2 separate regions of the Mus musculus genome follow, and region 1 is linked to region 2. The links are chromatin loops, found by intact Hi-C in ENCODE. Cell type or tissue: left cerebral cortex. All regions are shown on one strand. Each heading gives the region's core, and the rest is flanking DNA. Links, peaks and the distances in the headings are about the cores only. Region 1 holds the start of Fam168a (family with sequence similarity 168, member A). Region 2 overlaps Fam168a (family with sequence similarity 168, member A).

The links. A loop is a pair of places that touch in the nucleus more often than their neighbours do. Peaks named below come from ENCODE experiments on the same cell type or tissue, not always from the same donor. Only the 100,000 strongest peaks of a DNase experiment are listed, where the experiment ranks them.
Region 1: a loop joins it to region 2, with 2.5 times the contacts of the local background. A loop is called at or near these places in 4 of 42 quality-filtered maps.

Annotation. Positions count from the first base shown.
Region 1 is chr7:100,700,441-100,715,573 of GRCm38, reverse strand. Fam168a (family with sequence similarity 168, member A) reads right to left here and starts at 8,939. Exons shown (of 9, transcript NM_001362169.1): 1 at 8,681-8,939. In left cerebral cortex, for the core only: CTCF peaks have their summits at 4,752 (motif pointing left), 8,796 and 9,369; DNase peaks (open chromatin) are centred at 7,842, 8,260, 9,010 and 9,256; H3K4me3 peaks cover 3,188 bases; H3K27ac peaks cover 2,353 bases.
Region 2 is chr7:100,811,325-100,826,457 of GRCm38, reverse strand. It overlaps Fam168a (family with sequence similarity 168, member A), which reads right to left. Exons shown (of 9, transcript NM_001362169.1): 3 at 13,458-13,538; 4 at 7,696-7,722; 5 at 2,201-2,326. Among named protein-coding and RNA genes, the nearest start is that of Relt, 45 kb to the left of the region's middle. In left cerebral cortex, for the core only: CTCF peaks have their summits at 7,569 (motif pointing right) and 9,547; DNase peaks (open chromatin) are centred at 9,505, 10,090, 10,345, 11,851 and 2 more places; H3K27ac peaks cover 3,134 bases.

The DNA.
Region 1 (15,133 bases), core at 4,578-12,577, 110 kb after region 2:
TAAAGTGAAAATAATGCCACAGAAGCAATGTATGTACTACAAACTGAGGAATGATTTAATGTTTGCAGAAGTATAAATAGCACATTTACATGTTTTTTATTTGCAAATGTAAACTATATTCCAAGGTCAAGAGGTTATCACCCTCAGGAAAGTTACAACTAAGTGAAGGTAAAAACAAGAAGAACTAAACTGGGCGCTCTTGCAGAAGACTTTGGCTCAGTTCTAAGCAGCCAATGGTGGCTTACAACCATCTATAATACAGTCCCAGGGGATCCAACACTTTCTTCTGACCTCTGTAGGCACATACAGGCAAACACTCATTATGTATAAAATATTTTTAATTAAAAATAAATAAATAAACAAACCAGCATGGTCTACAGAGTGAATTCCAGGACAGTCAGAGCTACACAGAGAAACCCTGTCTCGAAAAACCAAAATAAATCAATCAATAAATAAGCCAAACACGGTGAGGTGTGTCTCTAATCCCAACACTTGAGAGAGAGAGGCAAGTGGATCTCTGTGAGTTATAGGTCAGGTTGTTCTCATAGTGAGTTCTAGGACAGCAAGACAGAGAGAACTCTATCTCAAAAATAAACCAGCAAATAAGTAAATAAATATTAAATAATTAAATTTCCCTAAAGCCAGGCAACCATAATAACAGTGACATACACTAGATGTTCTCTGGAAACAGAATAGAGTGCTTGGTTTTTATGACAACCTTAACTCTTCACAAAGATTTATTTTATTTCTTTATGAGTACACTGTCGCTGTCTTCAGACACACCAGAAGAAGGCACTGGATCCAATTACAGATGGCTGTGAGCCACTATGTGGTTGCTCAGGTCCTCTGGAAGAGCAGTCAGTGCTCTCTTCACTGCTGAGCCATCTCTCCAGCTCCTCAAAAATTTCTTAAGGAATATCATTTAATGCAAAAAGATGAGCAAAGTCATGAAACATCAATGTAGCTTAGCAACTACAAGGCACTTGGTGGTAACCAGTACCATGTGTGATGAGAAATAAACCAGGAATATAAGTATACACTATACTGCTGGATAGGCATAGCTCATAGACACCTATAGATGTTGAGTGAAGGAGCCAAGGGAGAGACATAAATGGAAAGTGACAAGAACATACCCCCATAGATCTGTGTCTTGAGTAACCCTATGGATGGGCAATGCCTTTAAGTTAGGACAAAAACAAAGAATTCAGCATTTTAACTTTTCTGGGTAGTAAGTATACAGAGACAGTGGTCAGAAGCAGACAGCAATATGAGTTGTTTTGGAGACACTGAACTGAGAACACTGGAATGGCTATAATGGAGGTGGTAGAGAGAGCCAGAGCTATGTCTGAAGCTCAGTACAGGGCTCTGAGCTGGAGAAAGGAATTTGACAGCCATTAACATATGGGCAAGACTACTCACAAAATCAAGGAAGTCAGTCTAGTGAGCCAGGAAGCCAGCCCTAAAAGAAATGAACGCTCATAAACAGAAGATATAAAGAAATAAAAAATAAATACCAAACACTTATTAAAAGGCAGAAATAACAAATATTTTTGTCATCTATGTCAGCTATTTCACAATTCCTGAGAGGCATGACGGCACTGTAAAACCAGAACTTTGGAGGCTAAAGCAGATCCCTGGAAACCTGAGGCCAGGTCACTCATCTACGTGGTAAGTTCCAAGCCAGCTCCATCAGCTTGATGACCTGAGTTCCATCCCTGACACCCAAAAAAATGGAGGAGACAAAGATTCCCTCAAGCTGTACTCTGACTGCCACCATGCACCATGACACAAACACACTCAACATCCATACATGCAAACATATTAAATAAATAAATTTAATTTAAAAAATTCTCCCTGGGCATGGTGACCGGGGTAACTTTATTCCAGCAGCTCTTCAGGAAGCAAAGGCAGGTAGATCTCTGTGAGTTGAAGGCAAGCCTGGTCTACACAGAGTTTCAGGAAAGCCAGGGCTACATAATGAGGCCCTGTCTCAAAAACAAACAAACAAATGGGGTTCGAGAGATGGCTCAGTGTGGTTAAGAACCCTGACTGCTCTTTCACGGGTCCTGAGTTCAAATCCCAGCAACCACATGGTGGCTCACAACCATCTGTAATGAGATCGGATGCCCTCTTCTGGTGTGTCTAAAGACAGCTACAGTGTACTTACATATAATAAATAAATCTTTAAAAAAAAATGCTACCCCTGATAAACAGCAAACCAAAAAGGGAAAAATATAAATAAAAAAAAAAGTAAAAAATTTTAAAAACCTGAACAGTAAAAGCTCAGGCTGGAGAAGAGCGCTTGCGCTGTCTGTGTGAGACACCTGCTCAGTTACCACCTTAAGCTGAATGTGGTGGCACATGTCTACAATCCCAACAGTTAAAGGTAGAAAATAAAGAATAACAAAAGAGCAGTCTCAAGAAGCAGCTAACAAGAAAAATAAAAATGTCAGTAATAATAATAGCTACTATATTATCTATTATGTGTGTCCATGTTCCAGGTACTTGTCCTTATTTAATTCCTGAATCAACCCAACAATGGGTATTAATTCCCTCTTCAATATGTACATCTAGTCCTTCTCATTCTACTACTCTCTGCAATTGTTACAGAAAACAAAAAGGGAAGTAGCTATATTTGTCAGAATAATGGCAAACAAACAACATATATTCCCCACTCCAATAAATCCTTAATTTCTTTTTCTTAGCTATCAAGCACATTAAATGTAGCATCAGATCCCGTAAGTTCACTAGGTAGGAATCCTGTAGCCCTTTTTCCAGCCCACTATAGCTAACAATCTTTACATTTCAAGGGGAAAACTAGAGAATAGCTTTCATGTTTGCCCCCATTCTACTGGAAGAATTTTTAAGGTAGACAATAAACCAAGTCTAACAAGCTTTTAATGATGTATAAGTAAGTACCTTGGTTTCAGTTCACATTTAGGTTGCTATATTTCTAGTATGTGCACCTCAGAATTTCCTATTTGTGGTACTCTATCTCTGTATTTCAGATGAGAGATGGTCCCACATAAGTAGGTAAAGGCCAGTGTACCAGGCAGGCTGCCTAGCTGCAAAATGGAAGATGTATAAAACCGTAACTAGAAATGTAGAGTAAGTCAGAGTGTGGTACATGCCTATGATCAACTAAGGCAGAAGAGGACTTCAAGTTTGGGATTAGCCAGAACTACAAAGCAAGTTCATGTCAGCCTAAAATACGAAGAGATACTGTCTCAAAAAAAAAAAAATAATAGTGTGCCAAAACATGACAAGAAGCTTCAAGCTAATGTAGCAAAGAATTAGAATCTAGGGCGTCTACAATTCCTGCCAAAGACTCCCAAAGAGAGCTTTTCAGAGCTCACAACACTACTTTCACAACCACCACTCCTCATTTTATTATTTAAATGTAGATTGATCTACATTTGAGTAATCTGAGCGACCATAAAGACAAATTTGCTTCCTCTAGCTATCTAGACTACCCAGATTCTTTAGTATCTGCATATGGGCACAACAGAAAACTGTATGGGCACTGGGCTCAGCGTCTGAGTATATAATTAACCTGAGGGAAGCTCTGATATGAAGGGAGGGAAGGAACAGGGAATTAAGTGGTAAGGGGATAATACACACTAATTTTCCCTTTTTACTTTTTGTAACTTCCTATTTATACCAAATATGTTTATTATTTATAACAATAAAACAGATAACACTTTCTATAGTTAAAGAATAAAAATAAGGCAGAAAAGAAAAAATAGGAAAGGAGAGGTTTCACATAAAATTCAGGAAAGTTATTACTTCTAAGGGAGAAGAAAGATTTAATCAGGCAGGAGACAGTGCTGCCCAAGAGACTTTAAACCACTAACTCCTGACAGGGGTGTACTTCTATGGTACAGAGCTTTGCCTGTCATGTTCAAGGTCCTAGATTTGATCTGGATGGAGATAGGAAACAAGTGTGCCAAAGACAAAGACCTCTGATCCTATAACATGAATTCAGGAAGCTAACACGGGAGGATCACTCTTGGGCTACAAAACAGGACAGCATCTTTAAGTAACAAAAGTACTAGAAATCTCCTTTTTTATCAAGTGAGGTAATGAGTACACAAATCTTCAACTTGTTACTCTTTTAAACAATTAAAAGATTCACAAAATCTGTGCTAAATATACCTTTATACATATGTACCATTTCATAATCTAAAAAGAAAATATGGTCAGGGTTTGGGAACCAGAATTCTAGGAAATAATCTAGACTCTGCCATTAACATCTAACATATTTAAGGCTGTATTCCTTAAACAAAGCATTTTACTACTCTCAACAGCGTAGTTTTTACTTGCTCAATCACAAAACTAGCAGCTAACTTCTTTTTGACATTTAATGAACTGTTTAAAGTTCCTAAACTATAAACATACAAACTGTAGCTTAATTGTGGTTTCATAATAATATAACATAATAACTTCTTCATAAACAAAAGAATGCCATAATACTAAGAATACAGTGGCAGGGTAACATAGCTGCTATTCACCATCCTAGCTTCTGCCTATCTCTCTATGATAATAAAAACTGATATTGTTTTAATGTACACTATTTAACACATTGTGCTAAACGCTTTCTTAAATTATTCTCCTTAGGGCTGGTGAGATGGCTCAGTGGGTAAGAGCACCCGACTGCTCTTCCGAAGGTCCAGAGTTCAAATCCCAGCAACCACATGGTGGCTCACAACCATCCGTAACAAGATCTGACTCCCTCTTCTGGTGCGTCTGAAGACAGCTACAGTGTACTTACATATAATAATAAATAAATAAATCTTTAAAAAAAAATTATTCTCCTTAATCACAAGACAACCTTAATGAGGTTAATTTTATTATCCTCACTTTATAGATAAGTTCACTGTGCCCAAGGTCACACAAGAGGTAGCAGTGAGTAAGCTTCAGACCCACTCTATACCACCACATTCATTCTGCCTCGATTCTAAACTTAAAACAGCATGACAGTGAAAGCCCCCTGGCAACTGCTTGTTCATCCCCATCTCCCCTAGCACCGGGCAGGCATTAAATAAATAGTGAACATACAATTCATATATACACAATGTATTTAAAACATGAACCCATTTGTCTCCTTTGATGGCCTTTGTGAAATATCAATGTTTTGTTTTGTTTTGGCATTTTAACCACAGTTAAATACACAAGTCTAGACTTTCAATGTATTCACAATGTTATGCAATCATTACCACTAAGTATAAAAAGGGTTTTATGACTTTACTGAAATCACTCCACTTTCAAATGCTGGAATCGATTTTTGAAGTCAAAACCCTTGACTCCTAAATTCTTGGGCTCCTCATTTTCCCCAGGCTACCAAACCTTCCACCTGTTCTCCACTTGTTACCAGTGTCTGCTTCACAACTGCCCAGGTGAACCATTACTGTTGGAAAAACAAATCCATACAAACAGTTCTCCCACGTGATTTCTCTTTATTATTTTGAGGTTCAAAAACCAGGGCTTTAACATGAACAGCCAGCCCATCTCCAGAGCATGCCTGCAAATCCACAAAAGCAAGGTCTGGACCCCAGAGTAAAGTTATGAGGGGAAATGCTCTCATTGGTTAGATTACACACTCAATGAATTATAGGCAACTGCTCAAGCTTGAGTTTGTTTGGGTTTTTTGTTTGCTTGGTGGTTTGGTTTGGTTTGGTTTGGGTTGGGTTGGTGGTTTGGTTTGGTTTGGTTTGATCTGGTTAAAATATAGAAAGCATCCTTTAAGGGCTAGAGAGATGGCTCAGTGGTTAAGAGCACAGACTGCTCTTTCAGAGGTCCTGAGTTCAATTCCCAGCAACCACATGGTAGCTCACAACCATCTGTAATGAGACCTGATGCCCTCTTCTTGTGTGTCTAAAGACAGCGGCAGTGTACTTACATATAATAAATAAATCTTTTTTAAAAATGACATTTCTGGATCACAGGGCCCCCAATGGAGGAGCTAGAGAAAGTACCCAAGGAGCTAAAGAGATCTGCAACCCTATAGGTGGAACAACATTATGAACTAACCAGTACCCCAGAGCTCTTGACTCTAGCTGCATATGTATCAAAAGATGGCCTAGTTGGCCATCACTGGAAAGAGAGGCCCATTGGACTTGCAAACTTTATATGCCCCAGTACAGGGGAACGCCAGGGCCAAAAAGTGGGAGTGGGTGGGTAGGGGAGTGGGGGGGGGGTATTGGGGGACTTTTTGGATAGCATTGGAAATGTAAATGAGGAAAATACCTAATTAAAAAAAATTAATTCAAAAAAAAGACATTTCTAATTCCATGGATAATCCACCCTCTAAATGGGCATTTTTATGTGTTCGATTATAAATACCAAGAAAAATGCTTTGCTTTCTAGCTGAACACTAAAACGTTAACAGAAAAAAGAAAGTATTTTTAATTCCCATTGAGATCAATTTTATCTCCTTTCCATTTCTCCTCTTTTTTCCCTAGACTACACTCTAATCAACAGCCACGTCAAGTTTAACATATTAGAGTTAATGAAATTAAACCTGAAAACAGTCTTCCTGAAGACATACCCTCCTTACATTCCTCTGAGCCTTCCAACCCCAAGAATAAACTCATCGACAACCTTTACATCAAATTTCTGATGAACAGATGCAGTTATTCTCTTATGCAGTGTGCCTACATCAACAGCATCCTCTTAACAACAAAATATGGTTGCATGTTACACTTTTTATTCACACCTGACAGAATTCTGATCACCTGAATTTCTCTAGAAGAAAATTCAATTTGTAGAAACAGCCCAATTATTTAAAAGCTTATCATGTCAAGAGAATCGAATGAAAAATTCCATCAGTACCAAACCATCTCACCAAAGAATGAATATTTATTACATTTCTATATTTCCTGTCTTCTCTCTGTTTACATAAAGTGATGGTGCCAAGACTCATCTCAGGATTATTAGCCTGCAATACAATGATGGGCCTAATTGCCTTGCAAACCAGGACACCAATAAATGGAGACTTCAAGCAATCAATTTTATTGGGGGGAGGTGGGGCTTGCTAACCTCTTTCTGCATACATGCACCTTGCCTGCCTAGAAAATAAATTCAGTCTTCCTATTTTTCAGTCTCATTAATCAGTTCTCAAGCAAGAATGCACCCTTAACAACCTCAAGTTCATCAAAGTCTATTTAAATTCCAAATTCCGGGACTAGTTTCAGTTTACCAGGGGGAGGGGGAAAGGAGAAAGCAGAGACAGTTTCACCTTCTCCCACCTTTGCTTTGAGAGCCCCCAACTTTCCCTTTTTGACATAGGAACTGCAAGACTCCCCACTCTCCCTTAATTCTACCTTAAATGGCTCTCTCATAACTTTACCCTTGGGGCTGCTATTTCCAGACAATTCCAACGTAAAACAAAAAGGTCAAATTGATAGCATGAGATATCCTCTAGGAGAATCTTTAATGTACCTTCTCTGTCCCCTGTGAAGACCCTTCTAATGGTCTTGTTATTACTGTCTCTCACCCAAGCAGCTGATGTAAATGTTCTAACCCCTAAACCTCTGGTGTGTCTTGGAGGACATCTTAATCCTTCCTTTCCTAAATAAACTGACCCACTCCATCCCCGCTGCCACCTCACCACAGGTAACCAGCTTATCACAGACATTTCTTCTGCAAAACTGGCAGAGAGACATTTTCTTTATGATACCATCCACTAACCTTGCTCGACACCTGCCAGAATTATTTTAGTTGAGTCCAGCTGAGTAGTCTGACATATCCTCTACCTCCAACTTCCGCTCAGGGGAGCCACCTTGTTCCTTCCAGAGACTCTAAACTCATCCTAAATCCTTTTCCACTGAGCCCTCATCCCCAATTTCAATCCCTGTCTTCCTATTTGGGGCCCAACTTACAATTCACTCCCTCCTGTCAGCTTACCTCATCCATCCATCTCCTGTAGTTGGAGGTCTCATCACTACCAGTCCAAATTCAAACCTCCAGCAGCAGCCTACCTCAAGAAAACCCCAAACAATTCCTACCTCTTCTGTTCTCTCCAAGCCCTATTTCCGTAAGTATTCACAAATTCCATCATCCCCAGAAGACAACAGCCCATTTCAAGCTGGGGTCTCAACCCATGCCAAAGCCCTCACCCCCAGCTCCTACCATCTCCATCTTCCTTCCCCAGGTCCACCCCAAGTCCCACCTTCCAAAATTAGCACTCCCTAGAGTCCCATCCAACGTTTATATCCCACTGGCATTGAAATCATCTCCTTAGCCCCCACCCCGCTCTGATCACAAGCTGTCAACTGCTTCAGGCCAACCCCAAATCATCACCTTCATTCAGTCCCATCCCCCATTAAAAGACATCCCACTCCAATCTCACCTTCCACCTCGCCCCAAGACAATCCCAAATTCCACCTCAATACCCTACACACCCCATGCTCCTATCCCTGGTCTGGTTATCCCTCCATGTAAAGTCCTACCCCCTCACCCCCCTCCGCTACCCTCCCTGACCTGCTGCTGTCCCACCCTCACCCCACTCCCAGCCCGCGTACGGACAAGTCTCCCCCACCAGCCCGCCGTTCCATCGCCACCTCGGTCCCCTCCCCCAAGCCGGCGCGGGGGCCCTACAGCCCCCACCCTCGTTCTCCCCGGCGCCACCAGCCCTGGCTCCACGGGAGCGGGCCGGGGGGCGGAGGGGGGGTCTCCTCACCGGCGAGCTGCTGCAGACGAAAACCGCGGCGGCCGCAACTGAAGCGGCGATGCCCTTGTCTTCTCTGGAGGCTACAGCGGCGACGCTCTCGTTCCCTCGTCCGTGTCCAGTAGGGTGGTGGATGGCGCGCAGGGACGGGAGCCTCCTCCTCCTTCTCCTCAGCTACTCAGATCTGAATCCTCTGCAGTAGCCGCGGAGAAACCCGACAGTGGGGGAAGGGGACGCTCGGCTGCAGGCAAGAGAGGAGGAGGCGGAGGGAGGGGGCGGGGGACCGCTGAGAAGGGCGGGGGAGGAGGAGTCGGCGCGCTGTCCCGACACGTCCCACAGCCTCCGAGCTCTTGAACTACAACTCCCGGCATGCTCTGCCACGGCCCTGCGCGGCCTGGTTCTCCCAACCCTGCTCCGGTCCTGGACCGCACCCTCTTGGGTCACAGACAATGGACTCCCACGGGCTTTTGTAAACTCAAAGGCCTCTTGGGAGGGAAGTTGGATATTTCCGCAGCCTCATCTCCATGAAGCAAAACAACCTACACATGCACTCTTTTCCGCCCAAGGGACTACACCTCCCAGCATGCCGCACACAGTTTCCCATTCTCTCCTTCCGGACCCCTCTCAGACCCGGTACTACAGTTCCCAGGAGTGTGGTCCTTGCGAAATGCTGGGACATGCAGTTCTCAGTCCTTCCTCCATGTTAAGAAAAAAAGAAGTGAAAGAGAGAAAAAGGGGAAGGACTATTCCAACCCACTGAGCTTGGGCCTAGATTGGCTACATCACCTGTAATTCTGTACTCTCCTCGCCATCTCCGTTGTCACTGTCTCGCCAGAACTAATGCTGCATCAGCTTCCCTGGCATCCCTGAAAATCAGAGGACAAGTCTGCAACTTAAATCCTCATGTAAAAAGCACATTTGTTTACATTTACATTACTTATAAGTATTTAATCTAAAAAGATTATCAAAAATTTTTGGAAAACAATGCCCACGGTTATTATAGGAGGTTGTTGAATATGAGTTGAGAAGGATGTAGATATTCATCAATAGAGGGCTGATTTAATAAATAGTGATGTATGTATTCAACGTAATGCTAAGCAGCCATTTAAAATGATGGTAAATATCTTTAGACATGAAAGGCTTTTCACAATTTCTTGTCAGAGGGGCAAATTGATAGCAAAAACAGCAAGATTAGACAGGTTCGATTTATTTGAAGTTCGAGGATATAAAAGCGTAAAGATTTCAGTGAAGAGATTCTCCAAAATGTTATCAGTGATTATCTTAAAGAAAGAATTGTTAGGTTTCAGGTTCCTCTTATCTTTTATACTGTCTGAATTGTTTAAGGAAGCACACACCGTTTTTTAAACATAAAAGGTTATTTCATATGCATACACACACACACACACACACACACACACACACACATGCTTGCACGCACACACACAGATACAGCTATAGATATTCCAAATACAACAACCTCTTGATTTCCCACCTACAAACTTTCCTTGGGTCTTGTTTACCTAAACAGTGTTTCAGGACTGTGTGTCTACCTTTCTGTAAATCCCACTATTAAAATAATGGTAGTTGTGTACTGTATTAGTTACTTCTCTGGTTGCTGAGACAAAATACTTGATAAGAGCAATTTAAGGAAGGAAGGAAGGAAGGAAGGAAGGAAGGAAGGAAGGGTTTACTGTAATTTACAGTTTTATCTTAGGGAAGATAAGTGTCAGGTCCAAAAGAAATTCAGGACAAATAGTGACCTGTGGTGCCTGGCTATTAGCATACCAAAGAGCATTCTGACCTCCATGCACCGCTTAGTGATCCCTCAGTTTCATAAGAACCTGTTACAGACTCCTTGGCTCTAACATGACCCTAAATTTCTTCAGTTCATGGGCTTCCCCCCCCCCCCCCGGCTTCTCATTATCCTATAACCCTAATATTTGGGCTCTCTTGGCCTCCTCTCTCTTGCCCCTCTTTCTTGGTAAGCTCTTTCTCTTTCTTTCCCTGCCCCACCTCATAGCCAAGTCCATTCTGTTGGCCATGTTCATTCTACCACTCTTCTTTCTGCTCTGGATTCTTCCAGATGCCTCGAGCTGAACTCTCCCTCAGACCTACAGTAAAATCTCCCACTGAGCCATAGCACAGAACTATTACGTCATCAGTGTAAGCAGTAAGGCCCCAGGAGCAGGTCACGTGAGAGGGAGATGCTTGTTCTCTCTTTCATTCCATCTAAGAACCCCATCCCGTGCACTGCCCATATTTAGGGTAAGCCTTCCCACCTCAGTCAGCCTAATCTAGATAATCCCTCCGACATGCGTAGAGATCTGTTTTTCCACAGTAATTCTAAATCCCATCAAACTGACAAGATTAGCCATCACAACTACAATTTATGGAAGAACATAAAGTTAGCAAGGAGCTCTCAATCTCTCTTCCCAAATTATCTCTTTTCGGGGACCTTCTCTCTCTGCTCCAGACAAAGTTTCCTATAGCCCAAGTTTAACTGGAACTGGCTCGATAGCCAACGCTGGACCTGAAAGCCTTGAAAGCCTGACCCGCCTTTCTTGGCTCTCCAGGCATGCGCCATGTTCCCAGCTGCCTCTTCCTACTCATTCTCAAGGCCAAAGCCAAAGGTATACCTTCCATAGAGCTCATTTTAGACGAAGTGATTTTCCTTATATCTTAATTCTTTTTTTTTTTTTTTTTTTTTTTTTTTGGTTTTTCGAGACAGGGTTTCTCTGTATAGCCCTGGCTGTCCTGGAACTCACTCTGTAGACCAGGCTGGCCTCGAACTCAGAAATCCGCCTGCCTCTGCCTCCCGAGTGCTGGGATTAAAGGCGTGCGCCACCATGCCGGGCATATCTTAATTCTTATCTTGGTGGTTTCTAATCTGAAGGTCAGAGGTCCTTGTGTTCCCGGTACGTGAAGATAAGGGATCAGGATTATGATAAAGGGTCTGAAACACTCTACCTCACAAATCATTGTTTGTGGAATAAATAGGATGTATTTGCACCTAAAAAAAAAAAAAAAAAAAAATTTTTTAGCCAGGTGGTTGGTGGTGCACGCCTTTAATCCTAGCACTTGGTAGGCAGAAGCAGGCAAGTCTCTGGTTTCAAGGCCAGCCTGGTCTACAGAGTGAGTTCCAGAACCCTGTCTCCCCGCCCCCCCAAGTCAACACACCCACCCACCCTGCCAGGCAGGTCTGGAGAGATGGCTTAACAGTGAAAGGTACTAGCTAGGCAAGCCTGACACCCAAGTTTAATTTCCAGAACCTACCACGTAAAAAGCCCATGTGGAGGTGAGCACAGCCCTCACACATCAAGATGAGAGGCAGAGATGGGAAATCACCCAGAAGCTCCTGGGCCCAGGAGCCTAGAGTACAAAACACCATAGCAGAAACTACAGAGACCTTGCCTCAGGAAGATGGGTAGAAAGAACAGACTCTCCAGTCTCTGAGGTGGGGGTGGGGGAGGGGGATAATTTGGTTGGTTCGTTGGTTAATTTTTGGTTTTGTTTTTTGCCATGATGAACATCAAACTTAGGGCTTCATATATACTAATTCTACTGAGCAACAACCGCTCTAATTTTCTAAATTGAATTTTCTTCAAGATAGACCCTTTTCCGTTATTCCAATGGTAAGGAAAGCTTTTCATGTGTTTTTAGGCTAGTGAAATAGATTCTTTTCTCTAGTGCCAGGTTTTGTGGCATGCGCCTGTAACATCAGAACCCAGGAAGTAATGTCAGAAAACTTGAGAATTCATTGTCAGGCTATATAGAGAAAAGCATTATTTCAAAGAAGAAAATATAAAATAAGAGCCAGGAGCACAATGGGGAGGTGGAAAGAAATGGGGCAGAGTTCAGGATCAGCTTCTACTACATAGCAAGTCTAAGGCCAGCCTGGGCTACATGGACCCTGTGCCAAAAGAAAAACAGAATCAAATTTTCTTTCTTTCTGTTTTTAACTTTTAACTTTTTCTTTCTTTCTTTCTTTCTTTCTTTCTTTCTTTCTTTCTTTCTTCCTTCCTTCCTTCCTTCCTTCCTTCCTTCCTTCCTCTCTCTCTCTCTCTCTCTCTCTTTCTCTCTCTCTCTCTCTTTCCTTTCTTTCTTTCTCTTTTTTTTGACTATGAGTGCTTTTGCCTGAATATGCATGTGCACCATGTGTGTGTCCAAAGAGGGTATTATTAGATCCCCTGGAACTGGAGTTACAGACATCTGTAAGCTACCATGTATGTTCTGGAGACCCAAGTCCTCTAGAGAGCAAGCAGTGTTCTTAATCTCTGAGCCATCATTGCAGCCACAACACTTCTGTTTTCTCTATTTCATTAGACAAGTAAGGCAGAACACTGTGGCACCCCTTTAATCCTAGCATTCAAGAAGCAGGGGCAAGCAGATACCTGAGCCTGGGCTACAGAGCAAGTTCTAAGACAGAGCTACACAGAGAAACCCTTCCTCAAAAAATGAAGCAGAGAGGTAAGCAGACTCCTCAAACAGCTCTTTTTTCTTTATTGATGTTTATGGATTATTGTTTCAGCCATTATAGGTCTTTGTGTTGATTATTTCTACTCAAAGGACTTTCCCCAGGGGCCAGCTTTGCAGTGTTCAGTGTTATTGACAAAGACAGGATCATTCACTCTGCTTTTCCATCCATAGTAAATTGTACCACGTGTACCTTTCTTTAGCTGCTGTCACTTTTATTTTTATGTTGATTTTTTTTCTACCGTATAGAATTCATTCTACAGTCCCATGAAAATGAACTCAGAGTCACGATGAGCCTGTTCAAACATGATCCTTTGCCGGTCACTCGCTGATTAATTTGCTCATCCCTGCTAATGTTGATGGGCTTTTTGCATTTAAGTCTCAAAACATCTTTGGAAGCATTGGTACCAGTGTAAGCTTTGCTTATAACACCACTCTGGGAGTATACTAACGGTAGCTTGGTTGAAGGGTATTTACCTGTCATGCTCAAGGCCCTGAATATGATCCCCAGCACGAAAATTTAAATAAAAAAGCCTCAGAGGTCAGGCACTGAGGTACCACTCACCAGGGAGAAGGAGTCAGGAAGACTAGGAGTCCAACCTCAGCTACAGGGGGAGTTTGAGGCCCACCTGAGCTGCACAAGCCCTATGTTAGTAGTAATAGTAATAATAATTTACTCTAGAAACACAATAAGATGGACATTAAAGATTACGTTAGAGAAACTGAACTGATCTTTATTAATAAGGCAAAGGCTGTATTAGTGGCTAAAACATTTTTTGTTTTGTTTTTCAAGACAGTGTTTTTCTGTGTAGCCCTGGCTGTTATGGAACTCACTCTGTAGCTTAGGCTGATCTTGTAAATCGATTGTTTTATTAAATCCTCCAGCCTGCGCTTCCTCAGAGATGCCTTTTTTTTTTTTTCCTGTCTTTTTTTCTTTTTCTTCTTGGTTTTTTGAGCCAGGGTTTCTCTGTATAGATTGGCTGTCCTATAACTCATTCTCTAGACCAGGCTAGCCTCAAACTCACAGAGATCTGCCTGCCTTTTCCTCCTGAGTGCTGGAATAAAAGGTGTACATCACCATTGCCTGGCTTCAGATATGCCTTTTGAAAAATAAATTGTCTGTGTGTGTGTGTGTGTGTGTGTGTGTGTGTGTGTGTGTGTGTGAGAGAGAGAGAGAGAGAGAGAGAATGAGCACATGAAGTGTGAGTACGCAGAGAGGCCAGAAGAAGGAGCCCCCCTGGAGTTGGGCTTACAGGTAACTGTGAACTACCTCTTACCTGTACTGAGGACTGAACTCTGGTCCTCTGGAAAAGCAGCAAGTGCTCATAACCACTGAGCCCTCTCTCCAGCCCCTCACATACCCATTTTATAGTAGAGGAAATTGAGACCCAAAGCAAGCTGCAATGAAAACCATACCAGGTTTAATCCTCAGCTAGTGCAACTTGACTGATTATAACTTCCAAAGTTATCTCATTTTATTTATACATTTTTGCAATCATCTTTTTGGAGAGGTGAACATAATTTTTTAGGGTTTTAAAGAAGCTAACCAAGGGGGAAAAAAACCAAAAAAACATGATATAAGTGTTGACGCACGCCTTTAATCCTAGCACTCAGGTGGCAGAGGTAGGCGGATTTCTGAGTTCGAGGCCAGCCTGGTCTACAAAGTGAGTTCCAGGACAGCCAAGGCTACACAGAGAAACCCTGTCTCAAAAAACAGCAACAACAACAAAAAATTTTAAATTCTCTGAAAGAACTTCCTGTGACTTAATAGAGACAAAAGCATGAAAGTGTTTTATGAATGACCCAACACTGGGCAACTGGAAAACTGCCATTTGTGTTGGAAGGCTGCTACATGAACCTGCTGTGTTACATGAACACAGCTTGCCAGAGTGTTAGGAAGTGAATTACACACCCCTGACATCCAATACATGAGTAGCAAACACCCACTCTAATATTTCATCCCAACAGTCAAGGTAAAGGAGGAGAGTCGCA
Region 2 (15,133 bases), core at 4,011-12,010:
TGTGAAGTATGTAAAATCAATTTAAATTATATAATTTTACATATGTTCATTCAGTTCTACTTGAAGCAACTAGAAACCCCGGCCCCTGCTGCTGCCCTTCCTCTCATTACTCTGTTTGAGATCAAGTCTCACTGTGTAGCTCAGGGTGACTTAACACTTGCTAGGTGTCCTAGCCTGGCCTTGAACTTGTGATTCTTTTGCTTTAGCCTCATGTGTGCTGGGATTATAGGTGCTGAGCTACCATGCCCACCTCATTTGTCTTTTGAAAGAGTAAAACTAGCCTCATGAAGAATCAGGAATGAGAATACTAGCTTGAAAGTTATCTTTTTACAGCTGTACTGCCATATTAATTATACAGCATTGACATATTACCTTTTTAAAATTCTGGCTTTCAAAAAGGGATGAAATTTTGATTGAATGAGGGGCTGACTCTGAAAGCAGAATCTACAAAGGTACGCCATGCTGAGTTAGTAAATGCTGACAGGTAAGGGCAATGACAACAGGGAGAAAATGACATTTGTTGTTTCTTTAAAGACAAGGTCACCATGTAGCCTTGGCTGGCCTGGAAATGATTATGTAGACCAGGCTAGCTATTATCTTACAGAGAGACCCACCTGCCTCTGCCTCCTGAGTGGCAGGATTTCAGGCATGTGTCACCTGGCCAGGCTTGACATTGGATATTTAATTAATTATTTTTTTCTTTTTTTTTTCAATTTTTTATTAGATATTTTCTTCATTTACATTTCAAATACTATCCTGAAAGTCCCCTATACCCTCCCCACGCCCTGCTCCCTTATCCACCCACTCCCACTTCTTGGCCCTGGCGTTCCCCTGTACTGGGGCATGTAAAGTTTGCAATATCAAGGGGCCTCTCTTCCCAATGATGGCCGACTAGGCCATCTTCTGCTACATATGCAGCTAGAGACACAAGCTCTGGGGGTACTGTTTAGTTCATATTGTTGTTCCACCTATAGGGTTGCAGACCCCTTCAGCTCCTTGGATACTTTCTCTAGCTCCTCCATTAGGGGCCCTTAATTTATTTATTTTTAAAGATTTGTTTTTAGTTTATGTGTATGAATTTGCCTGTATACATATATGTGCCCCACATTCATGCCTAGTACACAAAGAGGTCAGAAGAAGGCACTAGGTCACCTGAAACTGGAGTTACTGCTGGTTGTTGAGCTGGGAATTAAACATGATTCCTCTGAAAAGAGCAGCCAAGTGCTTTTAACTGCTGAGCCATCTCTCTAGCTCCAACACTAGATATTTTACACTTGATCTCAACCAAAAAGCTGAGAAGCAATCACATTGGATATTTAAAGGAAAAGAAAACAAAGTCAATGAGTTTTCTTAACCTACCTAGTAGGTTACTTTCCTACAATATCCTGCTAAGGGCTTGTCCAGGGTCTGCTGGCATAAATTCGACATTAGTGTTCCTCATATCCAAACCATTCCCATGGCCGACAGTTGCCACAGGCACAAGTTCTTCCACTCAGTACTTTTTAAATGAGGTTCCTCACTGGAATCATTTGTGTTTCTGATCGGCTGCAAAGGTGACATCAGTTACCTCACTGAGCCTCAGGATGAACATGACCAATCTGGCTGCTGGCTGCTGTCCATGTCATATCATGTTCTCACAGTGTAGCTTTCATGAACTAGGGCAATGTCTGCTATATAAAAGACACTTTTCTTTTCCAGAGGAATATCTAGAAGCATTTTTGGGTGTGACAACAGAGCTTTGTTTCTGGCAACTAATGGAGAGAGGCTATAGATATGTACTACTAAACATCCTACCACACATAGGAAAGAACTTATCTGGCCCAGATGCCAATAGTGCTAAAGTCAAGAAATCTAATGGATGGGAAGAGCTGCCTCTGTTCAGAGATACACAAGGCCTTCAAATGGGCTCTGGTCCTTTCCCCTAAAATTCAGTAACAGTTTCTCACAAATGCAAGTTCTTGGCCCAGGAATGCTCCTCTCTCACTGCTGTGGGGTAGGATCCTAAAGTTAAAGGCATGATCAATGGTCATCTTTCTTGAATGTCAAAGTCCAATGTTCTTGCCTGAGTAGGAAGGAGAACCTCTTAAAACAGTGTTTTCATTAAAAATGTCACTTTAAAATTTTCCCTTTCCTTTCTTGCTACAAACAAATCAGCCCCGACCAAGGGGAACCAGGATAGGAGGAGACAGGCTGTATTTACTGAAAGCCGCAGAGGATGCCTGGTAAGTTCGGTTCTCGGTCCCGGTGTCCACTGGGAGGTGGAAGGTGCCTTCAGTGCCACAGGAAGACGAGTTCTGTGGCCAGGCTTGTTTCATCAGCAGAGTGGCTTAAGGGAAGACACAAGAATGGCATTAGGCAGAAATAAGAAGCAGGCATCATCAATTATAGACACAAAAGCAAGGGTCTTATGCTAGACAGAAACATAACTCAAGGAGTCTGCTCAGACACACAGGATGGGATTGTAGGTTGGAAGGAGTGCTGAGGTGAGCTTCCAAATGATCTAAAGCCAAGGAAACCTACATTTAAATACGAAGACTCGGGATTTTTCTACCTATGATAAAAACCATGAAGATGCCCTTGAATATCACCATTTTCCACTTGACCTTCTAGTCTAAGACTTACAGTATATTCCTCTACCACCTTCTCATTAACATTTGGCAGTGTGGTGGGCCAAATTAACTGAGTCTTTAAAAAAAGTCCCTGTGGTCTGAGACTTATCTGAGGTATGGTTAATAAGTGTGAGTTGCTTCCAAAGAGAAACTGACAAGTAACTGCCATTTTACATGAGCTTCCCTGGGACAGCATCTCTTTTAAAGGACTGAGCTGTGCATGGCAGTCTCAAAGCCTGAGCACTGTGGCTCTGCTATCAGCCATGCAATGGGCACTCCTTGCCAATTCCTTCTGCATACTAGCCATGGTCCGACAGACACACTTCCAGCATATGTCTGAATATCTCCTAATAGGCGGTACTGGATGTTCCAACTGAGACAGCTCCTCATGAGTTAGAGATGATCCTTTGGCCACCATGACAATACATGTCAAAACTGGGGTAGGTGCGTAGTATGTTACAGAAATTAGTTTGAGATATGTAGAGACTTTCCAGGATAGCTCAAAGCTCAGCTTGAGAAATTTCATTAAGTGTTCTAGAAGCAGGGAATGACTCAAAAACTTACCGTCATGGTATCCTGAGGGGAAGGAGAGAGGAAATAGGGGGGAAATTCCTTTATAAAAAGGAAGAAAGAGAAAAAGTGAGATAGAGAAAGAGAGAGAAAGGAGAGAAAGAAGGAAAGAGAGAGAGAAGGAGAGAAAGAAGGAGAGAGGAAATGAGAAAGGAAGAAGGAGGGAGGGAGGGAGGGATGGAGGGAGGGAGGGAGGGAAAGAGAGAAAAAGAGAGAAAGGAAGGAAGGAAGGAAGGAAGGAAGGAGGAAGGAAGGAGGAAGGAAGAAGGAAGGAAGAAAGAAGGAAGGAAGGAGAAAGGAAAGAAAACTATTCTTTCAAACACCAGGAGACACAGTTTTGATCCAAATTTCTATTTTAAGGTTAAAAAATGATCAATTTTTTCTTTATAATACTTTTACATTCTAATAAGATGTTGGAAGTTTTGGGCACAGAGTATTCTAAAGTATATTAACAGTATGGGGACTAGGCTGACAACAACCAGATGAACCTGAAATCTTTTCGTAAGTGGATAAGGAAAGACAGGGAAGCATAATAAGAAAGTATGGTGGCCCTATAGATTCCTACAGGGTTTGCTACCTCGAGAGCTTCTACAATGTGTTTGCTGACTGGTTTACAACTAACATCTCTGTTCCTTCTATCACAGAGTTGTAATGGCTAGGGAAGGTTGTGGATTCTGCTGGGTTTTTCTGAACTAAAACCAAAATGTAGCTTCATCGGCTGACTGCTTGCATTAATGGTCTGCAGTATATACAGCAAAGGCTGAGGAATGAGAAGGCAATCATGGGCAGGAAAGTGACACTAAAAGGAGAATCTGGCAAGAGAAATGGAGACAGCATAACTCCATGCAGAGCCCAGAACCCTGCTAGACAGCCAGGACAGTGTGGAGCTTCTGCAGAGGGGATTTAAATAAACACCTCGGGTGTCTGTCTCCAGAGGGTGGGATGCTAATATGAAAGGAATTAATAAAGGATCCAATTAGTGTCAAAAATCTTATCACAATGTCTCCAAATTCAGGGATTGACATCCAGTGAGGCGGGAGGCCACAACCATCCACAAACAAATTACTGCTGTGTCAAATAGGTAGCTCTGAGAAGTCAAACAGAGCAGTTCCATGCCCTAAGAGCTCAGTGGGCCTCCACCAAGAACCAAAAGGTCTTAATTTGGCCATAGCAATTTGGAGAATTTAGAGGTCCCAATTTGTTCTGTTCTGACTTTTTTCCTCCTCCTCCTTCCGAGTGGGGTATAGATATAATTTTCATTATAAGCCCGAAGTCTGACAATTGCCTGAAGGACTGTGTGACAACTGAAGTTAAATCAAAATTAGCCACAGAGTACTGAGGCCTAACTGCACTCAGCACTGAGGGGAATGCCACGGTGGACAGGAACACACGTGGGTTACGTCACTGCACACAAGGGACTTACGATCTACTGGGGATGCAACTCAGCCACACAGCAACCAGGGAGTGAACAAGACAGCATGTCACAGTAAAATAATGTTGCAGATCAATCAGGAAAGAAGCCAGTGTCATTGTGTTGTCAACAATGTCTTTCCTAAGCCATCACTTAGGCTAAACTTTCACATTTTACAAATAAACTGGACGTTTCTTCTGGTTTTATTATACAGAAAACAAACAGCATTTTCTGTATTTTTCCTTAATGCTTGAATAGTTAATAATTAAAAAAAATAGATACATGTAAAAACTAAATGAAAGTAAGTTTTTAACAGTCAATTTAACCTCCTTGCTGACTGCATGAGTCTGTCTCTTCTCCCTGCTACAGTAATCCTTTCTGATGGTGACAGCAATGTGGAGCTCAGCTGCTGGACAAAACCAATGCCAACTGAAACTCTTAGCAGCATGGCGATAGAAAGAGCTCTTGTCAGGCAGGCCTGTTTTGGGGTGCCAAAAAGGAACTACTTCCTAAAAATCTTCTATCCTTTGAATTAAGTGATCATTAATTACAGATGTATCACATGAAAACATTATTAAGCCATCCACTTAAGAACGTATGTAATTACTATAGCTGTGTAAAAAGGACAGCGAGTAGACAAATAAACACAGCAGAACTGTGTGCCTGCCGAGTTCTAGCTGCTGAGTTGTTCACTTCCTGGATATGGGACCCTCATGCCCTCTGACACTAGAACAATCTGTTAAGCACATTTACAAAGAGAGGCAGCAAGGGACCATCATCCTGAACCATGTACTGAGTTGGGAAATGAGATCTAGCCTGGGCTCTGCCACTTACTAGCTGTGAGACCTTGGGCAAGTCACTTAATTGTCTGAGCTTCCTTTCTGTTGTATTGTAAACTGGCAGTACTAATGATTCCCCGGTTGCTTAATGGTATTGATAACATCATCAGTCTTAATGGTTTCTAGTTCTGGTAGCCCTATGCTTCCATCCCTACAGTTATGGCCAACTCCAACTCAAGCTCTCATCTCCTTCTACTTAGCCACTTCAACTGTTTCTAAATGCTCTGGGCTTGGTCTTTTTAAGTAGTCCCTTCTAACCTCCAAGCAATAGCCACACTGGTCTCTTAAAAACTTCCCATGGTTCTCAGTACCTAAAGGCTACAGATTCAACTCTTCGTATTAGAGACTCCCCTGATCTAATACCGACAATGTCTCGTGGTTTGAACAGAAATGTCTTACATTGGTTGACAAGTCTAAATACTTGGTCTTTTGGCTAGAGGTGATATTTTGGAAGATTGTGGAACCTTTAGGTGGCACAGCCTTGGTAGAAGTAGGTCACTGAGAGTGGGCCTGGAGGTTGTATAGCCTGGTCCTACTTCTCAACCACTCTCTTCTTCCTGACTCACAAATCTCCCTTGATTCTCTAATCATCTCAGCTCCAACCCACACCACTGTGCACAAACTGCTCATCACTCTCCGAGTGTGCCAAGGGGCTTTACCCCGAATGGTTTGGTCTATTCTCCTAGCCCTGTCAGCATCTCTCTCCACATTCCACCTGGCACACATGTATTAAGTAATCAGTCATGAGCTAAAGACTCCATTCTATTATGAAGTCTTTTCCTCTGCCCACTCTCTATCACATTATCCCATATAACTGACTATCCTAGTTCCTGTGAGTCTTAGAGGTTCCTGTCCCTGGTTGAACATTTCCCCAATAAATTGTGAGTTTCTAGAGAATAGGGAGCTTGTCTTACTGGTCTTTGGATATTCACAGGGCCAATGTAGGGCCTGGCACAGAACACGTTGTGAATCACTCCACCCACATTTATTAGACGTTCTAATTCAGTGGTTCTCAACCGTCGTAATGCTGCAACCCTTTAACACAATTCCTAATGTTGTGATGACCCCAACCATAAAACTATTTCATTGTTACTTTGTAACTGTTATAAACCCTATGTGTCTCGTGATGGCCTGAGGTGACCCTTGTGAAACCCCAACACAAGTTGAGAACTGCTGTGCTAATCAGAAGGGTGCGGAACCATGTAGCCTTCTCTAAGTTTTTAGGGTCTTTTGTTTGAGTTCACAAAAAGTAACCTCACATGAACAGTAAGTGAAACAGTTCTGTAGCTAGCACTACTGAAATAATAAACATTACAAGAGAATGAAATGTTAGCATTTAAAAAAGACCTTGAAATCATGTGACATGAAAAACTTTATGGCCTGGGGACATTAGCAAGTTGCCCAAGATCACACAGCCCACAGCAGTAGCAAAAGAAATCTCACAGCTCATCTTCTGGAAGATGTGCCATGTATAAAAACATTCACTTTCCAACAGTAAGATTAAAAGTTGAGAAAACATTCAAAGATTTTACAAAGATACCCTAAGTAGCCCAGGTGAGTGTGGTAAAAGTGGCAAGTCTCTCCTATGGTCCCTTACTGTCTATGACAAGAAGGACCTAGTCAAGTTACACCGCTGGGACCCTCACAGGTGCCCACAAGTTCCTGTGGTGCCTTGGGCCTGGAGTCCACACTGCCCAGAGAACTCAACTTGGATCCCTCACCCACTGGCACACTTGGCTCGTAACTTTCATCATCCAGAAAAATACTCCAAAAGTGAGGCCAGAGCTCAAGATCTGGATGAAGGCAACAGACTGTATCTAAAGTCAACCAGGTCTTCAAACATGTCAGACTGCTAATGGCAATAGAAAATCTGATCCTGGGGCCATCGGACTGGTGTTTTAGGGTCTAATAGGCACAATCAAGGGGCTCCTCGGAGCCTACCATTAAGCTAACAGAGGAACCACACACAGGTCTTAGAATTTTCCTTCATTTGTTTGAATCAGGCAGCCAGGTTAGGGTGTGAAACGCCTTTTAGTGCCATGATCCTTCATTGCTGCCCTATGGGAATGGTTCATGTGTGTCTCCAACCCATGATTTTGCACCATCAGACATGTTCCTGCATGCTATAGGAACTGCTGCTAGGCCACCTGGGGGAGCCCAAGCCTAGGAGATGGGATTTGGGGAGGAAAGGAAAGGGAATCTACCATTGTTACAAGATAACACATTCATAGGTCATAATACAGATGAGGAAAAATAGCTCTCCTACCATAAGCTGAATGCAGGAACTGAAACTCTGTTGGATAGAAACGTTAGTTGAAATTACCACTAAGAATCTTTGCAAAGTTGTACATACTGCAGTTCTACAACAGACCTGTTTCACGATAGCAGTTCCCCAGGCTGCATAAGAGGCAGACTGTGGAGGACAGGAAGGACCCCCCCTGGAAAGGGTGACAGACTTGCCATCCAGGAAAGTTTATTTGTTGCAGAGAAACCTCTCTGAATGCTGCAGGATCTCCCAGAGAAGTGACCCAAAATTGCCTGCATATGAACAGGAGTAAGGTCGTGCTCTCTGCTTGTCTATATTAAGACTATTTCAATTCTCCCAAGAACTGTGGAGGGATTTCAGGCATGATGAAGGCTTTACAATGAAGAAAAAAATGAAGGCTCAGGAGATATGACCACCATAGATAGGCCTCTCAAAGAACTAGGTCCAACGTAGAGACACTCCATCTAGGACAGTGTTGTGCCGTAGAAGGAACACAGGCTATGGGGTCAGACAAATGGGTTTGAATCTCAGATACATGGCATTTTAAATTTAATTTTGAAGGTTATTTAATCCTCTCTGAGTTAAACTGGAGGCAAGAAACTCTAGCTAACAAGACAAAGGTAAAAAGGTACACTTGTAACTTGCCTTGCATAGAGATTTTTCTCTACTTTCTCCCAGGTTTGTAATTTGGGAAAACCTCATATATACTTCATATAGTTTAACTCTAATGAGACAGAGATGAGAACATGCTTCTTATGAGAGAGTTTGGACATTACTTTCCTATTTAGTCTTCTTTCATTTTCAAGTTACATTATCAGGAATATGTTAAACCCTTTGTTCCCTGGATTCTGAAAAAGATCTCTTGGCTAGCTCTTGCCTCCTGTGAGGCTAAATACCTAAATATGATCCCTAAAATTGGTAAACACTTAGGAAGAAGCCAATAAAAGGCAGGTAGTCCACTGCTTTTCAGAACCAATGAAAGAGCGAGCTTTCCTCTGTATCCTAGGCAGATGTATCTAAGGAGCACAAAGGCTGCTAAAAATAGGGTCTCTCCAAGCAATTGCTTGGTCTCCTTGAAGTAAGGAAGAAAATTTAAACCCAAGTGCCTGGCTCCTTGCAGGCACCGCCCTGCATTCCAAATGACCAGCTCTGGCAAGAAGCTGAGAATCACCTATACTGTTCCCTCTGACCTTGAGCCTCTATGACAGGAATTTCCCTGTAACAGTCAGACCTAGGATGGTAGAGGTAAGCAACACACAATATGAAACACACGCAGCTCTCAGTGTGTGTGCATGAGCATGTGTGTGTCTCAAATGTCACACAAACATTTGAAACGGTTAATTCCAGTTTGGTACCTCTTCTTCCCCTACCCCCTTCCTTCCTGTTTTTTGTTTGCTTCTTTGAGACAGGCTCTCCCATGGGGTACAAGACAATCTTTAACTCTTGTGTAGCTAAGGATGACCTTGAACTCTGATCTTCCTGTTTCTACCTCCAAGGTGCAGAGATAATAGGTATGCCTGGCCAGTGTGGGGCTTTCTAACACAACACTCCAGTACTATCCCTTGTTGTGGATTTGGGTTTCTGAGTAAATGGTCTAGCTTTAATCATAGCTTACAAGTGTCTTGACTTTTTAAAGCACTAATCCTTAGGTAGAGACTTCCTTTTTATTTTAGTATTGAAATGTAATATTCCACACACAGCAGCACCTTTCCAGACTCGCCATGTTTTTAACAGTCTCAGACTCCTCTCTGAACTGCCTTCTTCTCCAGCCCGGCTGCTCCCGTCTAACACTTCAGTGTCTGCCCACTGTCTCAGCAATGACAGGCGGCTAAGAGTTCTGGTGCAGCGGCAGGATGCCAGAATGCAGATCTAGCTGCTGAATTTCAATAAGTTTCTTCTTTCCCAATTGGAAATTGGGAAAAACAAAGTACTCAGTTTGTTGTACTATAAAACAAGTTAACATCTATAAAGAGTTTCAAATTGTTGTTGACACAAATGAAACATTGAATTAATCGAAGTTTTGGTTTTTTGTTTTGTTTTGAAACAGGGTCTCAATTATGTACCCCTGGCTGACCACGAACTCATGGAGATCCACCTGCCTCAGTCTCACAAATGCCAGGATTAAAGGCATGCACTACCATCCCTGGACTAATAGCAGTATTTTATTCCTTGTTCTGCCAGCTACTTGCCAAACTGATCCTTAAATAATCCTAAAATCTCTTCCCACAAGTGCCAAATACTCTTGAGAAGGTAGCTTGCTGTTAGAGGGTCCCCTTCAGCTACCTCTAGTGCTAGTCCTGAGCCGCTCTGCACTGCAGGCATTCCACCTCCTGTCACTCAACTTCCCAAAAGAAGAAAGAAGACGAACATCAGAGTCCTTGTTGCCATGGCAGCTGCTGGGAGGCCTAGCTCCATGTGACTCTGGCATCTCTGACTGGTCTTGTCTCGCCCCCCCCACCAGTGCACACGGAATCCCACTCTCACCCGGATGCCCCTTCACCTGCACATTCCTTCTTCACTGTGCCTTTGGTTTTCTTTTTTTTTAGCTGAGTCTCTGGAAAGCATGCTACCATGCTATCCATTGCTCTCATTTCTCTGTGTCACTACACACTGCTTCCCAGGATCCCCACCTCCCTGACTACAGCCAGTGAGGTCACCAGGATTCCTGACTATGACGACAATAACTTTTCTGTATTCATGACCTCACCGGAAAGTCTGCCACAACTCACCTCCTTCTATTTTCGGCTGGTGACAAAGCCCATTCACAGATTTCACAGTACTTGGATTGAAATCACTTATGTACTGTGACATTTCATAATGTTCTCTTAGTTTTTAAGATAAAATGTTTTTATCAGATAATTAGTGTAGTTTTTATACTGTTGCTGCTCATTATTACAGATTTGTGGCAGTAGAATAACGTATCTTACTGATTAAAGGAAACAGACATTAGTCCACATGCCACTGTTCTCATTAACTCTTTTGGGACAGTAATGGCGGCTTCTTCAAGGGAGCATCACCTACATACAGTACCTTCTAGAGTGAGTAAGGCTTGTATAAACTATTTAATACAGACCATATAAACATCTCTTATGGTGGTTAATTTGGCTGACTTAAGAAACATCTAGAAACCTGATAACACACATATCTAGGTGCATATGTAAGGATGTTTCTAGAGATGACTGGGTCACGAGAGCTCTGACCTAATGAATCATTTAATCCACTTATGCATTCCACATTGGAGTAGATTATGAGGATGTGGTTGAAAAAGCGCCCTATGTGGATGGAGGAAGCAGGTCATGGGTGTGCCCTTCAGGGCTGTATCTTGCCCTGGCTTTTCATCTCACCACTCTGTACTTCCTATCAGGCATGACGTGAACAGCTCCCTTCTGCCACATTTCCAGTACCATGATGTCCTCCCCAAGCACGTGGGACCAAGACATCATGAGCTGAACCTCATGAAATGGTGAACTGAAACGTTTTGATCACAGTTGAACAAAAGTATTAATTCGGGACATATCCATCATTTATTATACGTAAATACGTTCTCTTTTGGGGATGGAAGGGTCTCATGTAGCTCAGGCTAGCTTTGAATTTGCTATGTAGCAGAGGCTACAGTTCAATTCTTGATCCTCTGCTATACTCTCCAAGTACTGAGATTAAAATGTGCACCACCATGCCTGCATAGAATAGTTTGTGACTGTACAAACAAGCCAAGGAAAAATAAATGAAGGGGCTGACTGTAACCTCACAGCATGTGTGTAATATGATAGTAATTCCAGGGCTCAAATATAGGTCTATAAATATAGCCCGTGTTCTTTTCTGTCTTAAACACCTCAGAAGAAGGAGAATAACTCTAGCAAATTCCAGATTGTCTCAGAAAAGCATGGAACAGGAAATCTGCCAAAGGCTCTAGTATAGAAGTTGTTGTCTTTATCAGGATGTCCTGACCACAGGGAGGTTGAATTAAAGAATTCCTGGGGGCTTTTCAATCCCATAATATCCACTAATTAAGAAAATAGAGGAGGGAGAATGTGACATTTAAGGCCTTTCCAAATTGGTTGCTTGCAATCAGTGGCTTAGATTCATCCAGTCCCTCTCAGTCTACGCATTCCCACTAGCTCTAGACTCAGGTGTCAAGTTCCACATCTCCACCGTGCCTTTACCACACTCTGCCCCCTGTACCAGACTTTCTTCCCCTGTGCGCTTCCAAGGACGCCTCCTACTTCTGTCTCAAGCCTCTACTTATAGCTCTACTTATGAGGATCAGTTTTTTTTTTTTGGTTTTTCGAGACAGGGTTTCTCTGTATAGCCCTGGCTGTCCTGGAACTCACTCTGTAGACCAGGCTGGCCTCGAACTCAGAAATCCGCCTGCCCCTGTCTCCCGAGTGCTGGGATTAAAGGCATGGGTAACCACCACCACCCAGCCCCTACTCTTACCTCCAGGTAGAATATGATTCTGCCTCTGTTCTGATATGTGTTTTTTTGTTTTTTTTGTTTTTTTTGTTTTTTTTCTCGAGACAGGGTTTCTCTGTGTAGCCCTGGCTGTCCTGGAACTCACTTTGTAGACCAGGCTGGCCTCGAACTCAGAAATCCACCTGCCTCTGCCTCCCGAGTGCTGGGATTAAAGGCGTGAGCCACCACGCCCAGCTTATATGTGTTCTTTTTATAACACTCACTAATACAATAATATTAATACAATTTATTAATAAAATGAAGTACATTTATTAATATGCCAGAATCCAAAATTAACTCTTAAGTGCCTTCAGGCAAAGATGACAACTCTTACTTTTTCTACCCCAGCATAGAGGACATCTAACAACTGCTTAGTAAGGGATAAGGAACTCATATCACCACCTGTAACCCTGAGGTAAGTAGTTGCATGTCAATCTCGAAGAAGTGAGGTGACTTGGCCAAGGCTGGACATCTAGGGAGAAGGCTAATAATACCGATTCAAACCGAGGAGGACTTCCTAACCTTAGAGGCCACTCCTTCCCCGATCATGTTTCCTGGGTGTTAACACCAACCAAGCCCAGGAATTAGAACCATTGTAAAGAAAACAAAAGCAAAAACAAAAACCAGTAATGGTCCTAGCCCAAAAACAAGAGGGAAAAAAACTTTCCTATATTTTCTTTCTTTAGGTTTTTTTTTGTTTGTTTTGTTGTTATTATTTTGGTTTCTTTCTTACTATGAACTCAAGATAACCTCAGACTGTGTCCTCAGCCTCCACGTGCTGGGATTAGAAGCATATATCAATCATGCCTAGCACCTCCTTCAGGATTTCTCAAGCCCATTCCAATCTCTCAATTCAAGTGCTATATGTCTTCTATTTCTGACAAACAAGCAACTTGTGTCAGCCTGAACACAGGCTCTTTACTCTGGTGGCAAGTCTCTCACTCTATTCCAAATTTATACCCCAGAAGGAGAGGGATGGGGAATGGAGGGAGGGACAAAGAAGGAGAGAGAGAAGGATTCCCAATGGCAGCCTCAGGTTTGAGAGGGATGAAGTGGTTCTAAGATGTGGAGGCATGTCTCATATATTCCAGCAGAGGAGAGAGGGGCCACCCTTAAGTCCCAGAGAGAATGAAGGAGATTCTTCTCCTACTCCCACCCAGACACTGTTCTTCCCCAGTTCTCCAGAGAGAATCAAGCCAGAACCGGCTGACTCCAGGACAAAGTAAAGAGAAGGGCCAAATGGTGATTCTGTTGTTACAAATGGAAGCCTACGTCCACCCTCTTCGCTGCTGCCCCCACCTGTTGCTTACCTGGAGCATAACTAGGGCTGTTGGTCGGGTACAGGCTGGGGTTGTAGGCAGGAGCAGCTGCCGGGTATGCTGTGGGGTAACCTACAGAGACATAAGAAAAGCCTCAGTTACTTATGCAAGGGGCTAAGAAACAATCTAAGTCACAAGCTTGGCTTTCAGTCTCTTCACAGACTATTTCTGACTGCATACATGAACAGCTTTCAAATTTCAAGAGAAAAGTCTCAAAATAGTGCGACTCTATTTTTAAAAAGCAATGCATGTAGCATGCCTGTCTCTTCACTGTAGGATGGTAGAAACAGGATAGACATTCATATTGTAAAACATAAACTGACCATCACATTCCTGCCACACTACTACTCTCTTCCCAAAAGGCAACCCCTCCAGCAACAACAGTTTTGTCATCTATTTTGTTCATACAGTTTTCTTTTTTTATTATTACCATATTCTGTGTGCATGTGCCTGAGAAGGCACGCACTTTTACCCACTGAGCCATCTCATTAGCCCTCAGATAGTTTTCAATATATTCATTATTCTAAAAAAATAAATCTACTTAAAAAGGTTTTCTTTGTGTGCATGTATGTGTACACAGACGCTCATATCACTGCACATGTGTGAAGGTCAGAGAACAGCTTAGTGGAGCTGAGTCTCTCCTTTCTGCTGAATGTGGAATCCAGGCATCAAACTCAGGTCAAAAGGTTTGTCTGGCAAGGGCCTTAACCCACTGAACCACCCAGCCAGCCCTACACACTGTTTTGTTGTTGAAATTCTAATGTGCTATATATAAAATTTGTCATTTTAACTATTGTTGTCACTATAATGCTCACTGTCCCTCCGTTGGCTATGCACTTGGCACCTGCTCCCCGCCATCTGTTAGCACTGTTCTGGGAAGCTGTGGAATCTAAGAGACACAGGCCACCGGGGGCACAGCTTATAACCTGGCTCTGCTTCACGGCCCATCTTGGTTTCCTGTCTGCTGTCTGATGTGACCAAGGGCAAGCTCTGCCCTCACAGCCCTCACGGACATGATGGAATACATTCCTTGAAACCATGAACTAAAATAAATTACTTCTCTGAAGTACAGTGATCAGAAAAATAGCTAGCATATTATTTGGGTAATTCAATACACTTCATTACTTTCCTAGTGTTATACAACTGTCCTCTGTGTCTCTAAAACTTACCATTCTCAAATAGAAACTTTGTAACCACTGTTCCTCCCAACCCTCTAGTCCTCACTGGTAACCAATCTAATCTACTTTTAAATAGTTATTTCTAGAATTCATCTCTATAGAAATAATCAGAGTCTGGGCTGCAGAGATGGCTTAGTGGTTACAAGCGCTACTCTACCAGCAGACCTGGGTTCAGTTCCCAGCACCCACAGGCAGCTCACAACAATTCATAACTTCAGGGGATCTGACATCCTCTTCTGGTCTCTGTGGGTACCAGGCACACACATGATGTGTAGACATATATGCAGACAAAACAACTATTTACATAAAAATAAATATAATTTTGAAAAGGGGTGTTTCAAAGGTTTTGGTTTTAGGTTTTTGTTTTGTTTTGTTTTCAGGTTTTAAAACGTTTTATTTGCAATTCTTCCCCTTCCCCACCAGCCAGAGTGGCAGGCAGCCTTCACTGTTAGTGCTGCTTGGCTCTCGAGTGTGAAGGCCTAGCACAGT